2 separate regions of the Homo sapiens genome follow, and region 1 is linked to region 2. A link is a loop called in an ENCODE intact Hi-C map of the cell type or tissue named here. Cell type or tissue: heart right ventricle. All regions are shown on one strand. Links, peaks and the distances in the headings refer to the core of each region. The heading gives the core; the rest is flanking DNA. Region 1 overlaps TBX15 (T-box transcription factor 15). Region 2 overlaps LOC107985447 (a long non-coding RNA gene).

Region 1 (4,404 bases), core at 329-4,328, 80 kb before region 2:
AAAGAGATAACCAAAGAAGTGGAAAGAAAGAGACTGCATCTTTCATCCCACATCTGATGTGAAAACTTCTTCCTATCAAGCCATCCTTGATAGGGTGGCTGCCAAGATTTTACAGAAAGCACAAGTCAGCTTGGAAAATTTTATATAATAATTCTCAGGGACTTCCTCCAAAGCAAACACATACATAAAAATGAGATTATTAAGGTTGTGGTCTGTCTGAGTAGTGAAGGGTTCTATGAACTTGTCTTAAAAGTGCTATGGAGTGAAAGACTCTGGGATTTCCTCTGACGGAGCCTTCATCCTGTCTGTGACCTTGGGCTTTACCCTTACTCCTAGCCTCCATTGCATCTAGTACAGCTGCAGGTGGGACTGTCCCATCTGACACAGTTTCCTCCAGATATTTCCAGCTGGTATGGCACCCCAAAGCCACTGCTGTTGGTCCCATGATAGGGCCCAAGTGGAATGGCCCTTCTGTAGCCCAGGGAATTGGTACAACTTTTTAGGAGGGTATGTTTTTCTCTTTCGAATCCACCATTGGAAGCCTGAGCCAGAAACTCAAATTCTATAACTTAGAAACTGTCAGAAAGGAGCCAGTGGCAGGCTCTGTATCACAAGGAAGTTGTTTTATATGGGTAAGTAGTTTTAATGAATTGCCCCTCACTGAAGAAACAATAGGGCTTGCAGGATGAGGTGCAAGAAGAAATCTGAGTCTCAGTTCATTCTTGGAGTGTTTGCAGCCAGCAGTGCTGTTTGCTGGGAATGTGGCTGGTGGCAGTCCTTCTTGGTGCCTAGTGTCCTTTTACATAACATGTCAGAGGATGCTGATCTAAGACTGGTGCCACTCACTGCATTACGGGAATGGATATATTTGCTCACTGAAAGAGAATGTTTAATGAGGTTGATACTTAACCTGAGAGAAATAATTTCTGTCTAGGGGAGGTGGAGAAAATATCTGGGAGTAAAGAACTTTCCCATGACCCCCTCTTCAGCAGCTGCTGTCCCATGGCCATGTTTATAAAGAACCACCTCTCTTGGGCACAAATAGGCGTCCCCTGTTGGAGGGCCAGCCCCTTCTCACAACACCCAATGGAAGGTGGAATGTAAGATGAGGAATCAAAGTGCCTAATATTAGCAGAAGGAAAAGAAGGGACGAGGAAAAGTAGGCTAGAAATTAATCCCAGGGCCAGTTTGTTTTTGCTGAAATCTGAAACAACTTGTCATTGGGGGTGGGAGGAGAAAGGGTATACAGAGGATCTCCGTTAAAATTTGCTAATAGAGCTCTCTATTATAACCAAGTAACTCAAATCTTATCTATACCTTTATCTATTAAGTTAAACATAGAAAATTACTGTATTTATAGGTCAAAAATGGCAAAATGCTAGCAATTTCATACAGTTTAACCTCATATATTTATTGTTAGCCATTCAAATCATAAGTATACAAGCAATAGTAACAATTATTTCACAGAGTATCTGTGGTCCAAGTTGTCCATTTTTATCTCCAAGTTGATGACGTCAATGCACTATTTCCCATTTTACTGATGGTAAGACTGAACACCATGAGGTATTAGCTTTCAGAATTTGTAAATCCAGCTAATGACAGTGTACAGAGAATGGTTTCACTCTCTTCTGCTAGGCATAGCTTGCTAGTTAACAGAAATTGTATCTTTGTCCACCTCTGGCTCCCTGTCACTCCTGAAGACTCATGTAGTGAGCTTAGAGCCAGTGAACTGACCACTTGTCTTTAATTCAACCAGCATGACATCTCAAGTGTCTATCTCACTTTCAATTTCTATATTTTCATTTGGTTTCCCTAAAGCCATTGGGTATATTTGTCCAGCCAATCTCTTTCTACTCTTTCCTGGCACTCTTACCAGCCCCCCAAAATTTTGCAAACCCTTTTGTTATCCCTGGCATGGGTGGCTTATGCCATTTAGCAGATCTATGGAAGTAATCAGTGCTGGACACTCCAGCAGGCACTACTGCATCTACAATTCAAGGTAGCTGGCCCTGTGCTGGATTCTGGCAGATGATCCAGCTGGACTCCTGCTTTTCATGCAGGCCATAGCTGTTTATCATATTCTTTGGCTTGTAGTCTTTTATCCAGTACTTAACATTTTTTCTGCCTTATTTGTTCGCCCTCCCTTGTCATGAGCCTTTTCCACCATTGTCCTCTTGGCTGTGTGGCCTTGCCAGAGAAAATTGGCGATCATTTTGTTATCTGTGGCTTTTGCCCAGGGATGGTGTCATCGAACAGAGAGACGTCTTTTTAATGGCTAACATATTGGAGTCTGAAATATCTGCAAGATAATGAGGCCTAGAGGGACTTGAGGGACACGTTTTTGTTTCTTTGAGAAGACAACGAAAAATGGAATTAGGTACCATACAGCTCCCTCCACATTTAATCCAGAGCCAGAGGGCTGACAGAACTTTGGATTTCAGTGAAGTAAGAGTATATTCTTCTATTATAGGTTACAGTCTGAGGAGAATGATTGTAATTCTTTTGCTTGAGTTAGACCAATGGTCCTCAAACTTTCATTATGTTTTCTCTCTTTTTTTGATACATTTTGTCTTTAATCAGTCTGCATTTATTAAATCACAGTTAGGAGGAAGTATTATGATTATCTCCATTTTACAGATAGGCAGACTTAGAAATGAAGAGGTTATATAACTTGGCAAAGGTTGTACTAATAGTCAGCAGGGTAGCAGTTTGAAGCCAGGTAATCTAGCCCCAGAGCCTGTGCTCTTAACCATTATGCTATTTTGTCCCTCATGTGATTTTAGCATTACTGAATTAAAGTTAGACAATTTCAGTCAAATGCAAAGAAACTTAATATTCTAGTTAGCCAACTTTGTATGATCATGGGTTATTACTACACTTATTGAGTCAATGAAAACTCTTTATGGACTGCCATTACTGCTGATTCATACTCCAAGGGAGGACAGGGTTCTTAAGTTGGGAATCACTTGGTAAGGAGCAATTTTAACTCAACTCCAGGCATCTGTCCATTGGACACTTGTTCTCCCAAACCATTGCAAGGCACATTAATGACAGCTACTTCATCATGTAGATATACTTATGGTACTATTTAACACCAAGTTTTGAATGATGGTTAGGTTTTTAGTCAATTTGCACACCTCTGCTGGGAGGTCTTTTAGAATATCCCTGGACAATAACATTCCTGAGTAATCTGGATATTTTGATCTGAGTAATTCTATTTCAGATCCAGTGAAGGAGAAAGAAGTATGGAAGGTTTGGCCTTACCTAAACCAAGCAAGAAAATCTATGAATGTTGAGATGTGATAATTATATCTGAAGGAACAGTATATTCTAGTTATATGTCCTTTCAAATACTAGAAGGGAAAAGAAAGGGGATCAGAGGCATAGCACCACCCATGGGACAAAATCTAAGCACCTGTCATGGAATAAATGCTCATGGTGTCTACTGCCCTTCTCCCATTCTGTACCCTAGGCTCCAGTCACCCTGAACTATGTCCCCAAAACATGCCTTCTCTTGCATACCTCCAAGTCTTTGCACATACTGTTAAGTCTACTAGAAAAACTTTTACTGACTCTTTTCTGGATGGAAAACTGCTGATTACTCTTTAATAGTAAGCTTAAATAACTGGCCTTTTGTGGAATCTTCCTTGACTTTTTCAGGTATATTAAGTGATTCTTGCCCAATATTCCATGGCATCTTGGCATACATGCCTTCAGTGTAACATTTACTGCATAGTTCAGAAACTAGTCATTTATATCTTGTTCCTTTTTTAAAAAACAAGACAGTCATAAAGGGTAGAGACCCTGTGTCTTTTCTGTCTTTATATTTCCTGAACTTAGTATTATAAGTATTTTTTTCTGGTTGGATAATTCTCTTATTACTTCAAGACCTCTGTCTCAGTAGGCTTCCCTTAGTCCTTTTCCATCTTCTACTGAGAAGACCAATGGCCTTATCAACCTATAGCATACGTTGTCTTTGTTACCAGTGTCACCAGCAAATAGTATGGGGAAGAGTAAAAATTAAGGAAGTCAGAACTAAAGAGAAAATAAACAAAGGAAACATTAAAAAGCAACTCCCTATCTCAAGACAAAAGAAAAGCAGAAATATGCATTGGAGTGCTACCAAGTAGGGTCATGAAATTTATTATAATTATTGTTGTACTTATCAAATATTTGCTGAACTTTGAAGGAATGATACTGCCATCTTTTTTGGATTGAAAATGTTGCAAGGATGTTTTTTTCTGTAGTCTGACTATTTTTCCAAATAAATTGATTTCAAGCCATCATCAATTTGCAAAAGAGGTCCTTGGCTTGCTTTCTCTTCTTCCTCTTTCTCCTTCTCTTCAGCACATTCTGTTGGTTTGGCTAGTGAGCAGCCTGAAAAGCCTAAAGAGAAGAGGCCTG
Region 2 (4,404 bases), core at 292-4,291:
ACAAGATCCTAAACTGAGTTGATGAGAGAGGGGAGGATGAATGGATTTTTACCTCCTTGGTTTGGCTTCAACTTGCAGTGCCAGAGGATGACGCAAGAGAGTCTAAAGGATATTGGTTCTTCCCTCTGAGTGAACAAATCAGCACTATGTCCTTTCGGGTGTAGAAAAGAGACACACCTTGAAGGATTTTTTAAGTGCTGTTCATCCATTGCTACTGCTTGGCTCCCAGAGGCTCTGTTTGCCAAGAAAACAATAGTAGCCAGTTTTATTTGTTTACACTTATTGGTTCCCTCTAGCGGTATGCTGGTAAATGTTGAACAACTACCCTTGGGGAAGTGAGGAGAGGGTAGAGAAGTTCAATTTGTAGCATTTTCCAACTTCCATGGTGTGAAAATTTCCATCAAAGTCCAGTTGAAGATATTAATGGATTAACAATCAGCTGGCCAAAACTCTGAAATTAAAAAATGACTGTTGGCTGTAATCCTAGCACTTTGGGAGGCTGAGGCGGGCAGATCATAAGGTCAGGAGTTCGAGACCAGCCTGGCCAATATGGTGAAACCCTGCCTCTACTAAAAATACAAAAATTAGCAGGGTGTGGTGGAAGGTGCTGGTAGTCCCAGCTACTCGGGAGGCTGAGGCAGGAGAATTGGTTGAACCCAGGAGGCAGAGGTTGCAGTGAGCCGAGATCGCACCACTGCACTCTAGCCTGGTGACAGAGCGAAACGCCATCTCAAAATAAATAAATAAATAAATAAATAAATAAATAAATAAATTGTTGTTAGAAGCCAGTATGAGCTGGTTCTAGCATACCACTGGCTCCTTTATGCCCTAGTTAAGCTTTCCTGTAGGAGGTATCTACTTTCCTGCCCCACTGACTTTGGGATTGGCTATATAACTTGCTTTGGGCCTTGAAATATGAGCAGATGACATAAACCACCTTCAAAGGTTTAAATGTGCTTGCTTGTGTGGTTTGGCTCTGCTCTCCCCACCCACTTTGAGCTTCTGTCCTCTATTTTGGAAACAGCTTGCTCCAGTTAGTGGCTCATCCTTCAACCTGAGTCTCAGAATGAGAAGGCACAGGGAGCTGCCTAAACTGAGGTATTCTCAGCATAGCCTGACAAACCCACAGCAAAGCTGCAACCCTCATGTAATGTGAGCAAACAAAAGTTTGTTGTTATAAGACACTGAGGTTTTGAGATCTGAATAGTACAGAAATTTTCACCTAATCAATAAACACTAAACAACTGTTGGCACATAGCCAATGCTGTGGGGTTGTATCTAGGTGATGCAAAAGAACTAGAGATTCCAAGTTCTAGAAGAAACTTAAAAACCCAATTATTTCAACAATCTGTGCTACTTAAACCTCTTCTATAACACCTGTGCCAAATGTTTGTCTACTTTAGTTATTCTCTTTAAACTTGAAAACCTCTGTAGCTGTGGACATCTTAGTACCTCTTGAGAGTGTCCATGCTATCTTTGGCAGATCTGAATGTTGGAAAATTCTCTGTATGAAACAGAAGCCATTCCTTGTAGCAGACACATAGTAGCCCTAGTTTCATTTTGCCAGGCGACACAGAAATTTTATTTATTCTTCTACAGGCAAACACTTCAGATTTTTGAAGATAACCTATATTTTCTACATTAAATTGTCTCTCCATGTGAAACTCCTTAAAATTCTGAGGAGGAAAATGTAAACCTAGAATTTTTTTACCCAGTAAAAGTGTTATTATTCAAGAGTAAGAATGAAATAAAGATTTGTTTTTGGATAAACAAACCCTCCACTTGACATGATTTTGAGGCTTGTTACCATTCTGGCCCATCCTGTCCCATATCTCTACTTTGTTTATATTGACGTGCATCAACCTATTGAAAGTGCAGCAGAATACTGGACTAAGATATAGGCCCAAGAAACTAGAAGCCAAAATTTGAATACTGTTAAGACAACAGGAGACATAGGTGTAGACATATAAATGGGAGGAGCTAGAATGCAAATCCCTGCGTAAGGCTAGTACCTGGAAGAGTAGAGATGAAGACAATGCCCAGAATGTAGCCTCGGTACATAACAGGATAGAAAATATGAATGAGAAATTAAGAATCATGGAGGTTAGAATTAAAGGGATAATATATATCTAATAGGAGCTACAAACAGAAAAAATGGAGAGACTAAGAAAAAGGTAATATTTAAAGATTATATCATAGCTGAGATATAAAAATTTCAGTTGTGAACTCCTGTTTGAAGAAGCACAATGAGACTTGAACAAGACCAAGAAAAATATATTCATACCTTTTAGTATAACATATTCATAACTTTTAGTATAACAAAGAATAAAACAAAAATTAAATGTAGCCGGAGGCCAAAGAAGAAATATTGTCAACCTAGAATTCTAGTCTTATTCAAGAGTGAGTATTGACCATTCACAGGTCTCGCTAAAAGAATTTCTGAAGACATTTCTTCAGAAAAAAAGGGACCCAGATGGAAGGCAAAGGTGTACAAAGAACAGAATGCAAAAACGTTGGTATGTATGTAGTCTTTTTTTTTTTTTTTAGTAGATAAGATAGCAACGGAAGTGTGCTGGGCCCATAAAAAAAAGTGGATAGATGTAAGCAAGCACGAATTGTAAAAAAAAAAATACAAAATATGGGAGGAAGATATCATAGTTAAGGTACTTTAGAGTCCTGCATCTTTCTGGGGGACAGAGATAGTGATTTTCAATTTTGTTATGTCAAATATACAAGTTAAAAGTGCAAGGTAACTACTAAAGGAATAGTGATAGAAGGTGTAATTCCGACAAGCAGAGTGATCAAAAAGTATGCAAACACTGAAAAGAAGAATACATATCAACTTCAAGTTATTGGTTATTTCCTATAAGGAATAAAAATGCATGGGATATAGTAAGATTGGTAGGAGAGGGGGACTTGTCAGCCATATTTGCAACATTGTATTTATTTAAAGACTCTAAGGCAAATAAAACAAAATGTTAAAGTATTAAATCTAAAGGGTGGGTACATTGGTGTCTCTTACATTAACTTTTGTATTTTTTATATACTTCAACTTTTCACCCTTAAAAATTCAAATAATTAAGAGTAAATCCAAATTTCTACAAACCTATGAAAGGATGCCAAAATTTACTAGTAGTCAGAGAAACTGACTACTGTAATGTAATATGATATATTACATATATATCATAATACATAATATCAAATAATGATGAGATATTACATTTAGACCACTGGATAGGCACAATTTTAAAAGAACTATAATAAGAATTGCTGAACAAGATGTATGAAAAAAGACAGTCTTTTGTAGTAGAAGCATTATGGCTTTTTTTCAGAAGTTAAAATAAAAATACATAAACTCTTTTACCTAAAAATTTCAGTTCCAGGAATCTATCCTATCAGGATAGATTGTATTTATTGCAGTGATGTTAGTATGAGCAAAATACGGAAACAAAACAAATGGCCACCCTTATAGGTGTGATTAAATGAGTCATGTATTCACAAATGGGTAAATTGTGTAATAAAAAGGAAAAAATTAAAGATACGCCAGTTTACTTGGAGGCTTTTTTTTAAAATAAAGAATTGTGTGATAAAAAACAAGATGTAGGAAAAAAATGTAGATGGTATTATTCCATTTTTGTTAAAACAATGTTCAAAAGATTTTCTTATATGTGTGTATGCGTATATATGCCTCATAAAATTATATGATGCTAGTAAAAAAGCAAATGAATACAAATTGGTTATAAACGTGGGCCTCTTTGGTGGGTGTGAAGATATTTTGGACAGAAATGGGGAAAGAAGAGTGACAAGAAGCCAACCAAAAAAAAGTGTTTGGGGGGAGACTTACAAATATTCAGTGTGTCGTATGTTTATAGCGGCACTATTCACAATAGCAAAGACTTGGAACCAACCTAAATGTCTAACAGCGATAGACTGGATTAAGAAAATGTGGCACATATACACCATGGAATACTATGCAGCCATAAAAAATGACGAGTTCATGTCCTTTGTAGGGACATGGATGAAGCTGGAAACCATCATTCTCGGCAAACTATCGCAAGGACAAAAAACCAAACACCGCATGTTCTCACTCATAGGTGGGAATTGAACAATGAGAACACATGGACACAGGAAGGGGAGCATCACACACCGGGGACTGTTGTGGGTGGGGGGAGGGGGGAGGGATAGCATTAGGAGATATACCTAATGCTAAATGAGGAGTTAATCAAAATAATAAATGATAACCCTGTTATTGAAAAAAAAAGAAAATGGTATTTCCTATGCATGCCGTAGGATTTGGCAATCAAATAAATAAATATGCATGCGGTAAAAAAAAAAAGAAGAAATACATTTCCATATATTTCTTAGTTTGAACATTACAGTTTTAGAAAATTAAACACAATTTAA

What was found. Peaks named below come from ENCODE experiments on the same cell type or tissue, not always from the same donor. Only the 100,000 strongest peaks of a DNase experiment are listed, where the experiment ranks them.
Region 1: a loop joins it to region 2, with 2.4 times the contacts of the local background. A loop is called at or near these places in 1 of 110 quality-filtered maps.

What each region holds. Positions count from the first base shown.
Region 1 is chr1:118,903,172-118,907,575 of GRCh38, reverse strand. All of the region lies in intron 6 of TBX15 (T-box transcription factor 15), which reads left to right. Among named protein-coding and RNA genes, the nearest start is that of TBX15, 83 kb to the left of the region's middle. RefSeq lists an enhancer at 840-1,245. In heart right ventricle, for the core only: no CTCF peak of the experiment used is centred there; a DNase peak (open chromatin) is centred at 2,205.
Region 2 is chr1:118,822,668-118,827,071 of GRCh38, reverse strand. The region is part of intron 1 of LOC107985447 (a long non-coding RNA gene); the gene reads left to right. Among named protein-coding and RNA genes, the nearest start is that of TBX15, 160 kb to the left of the region's middle. In heart right ventricle, for the core only: no CTCF peak of the experiment used is centred there; no DNase peak of the experiment used is centred there.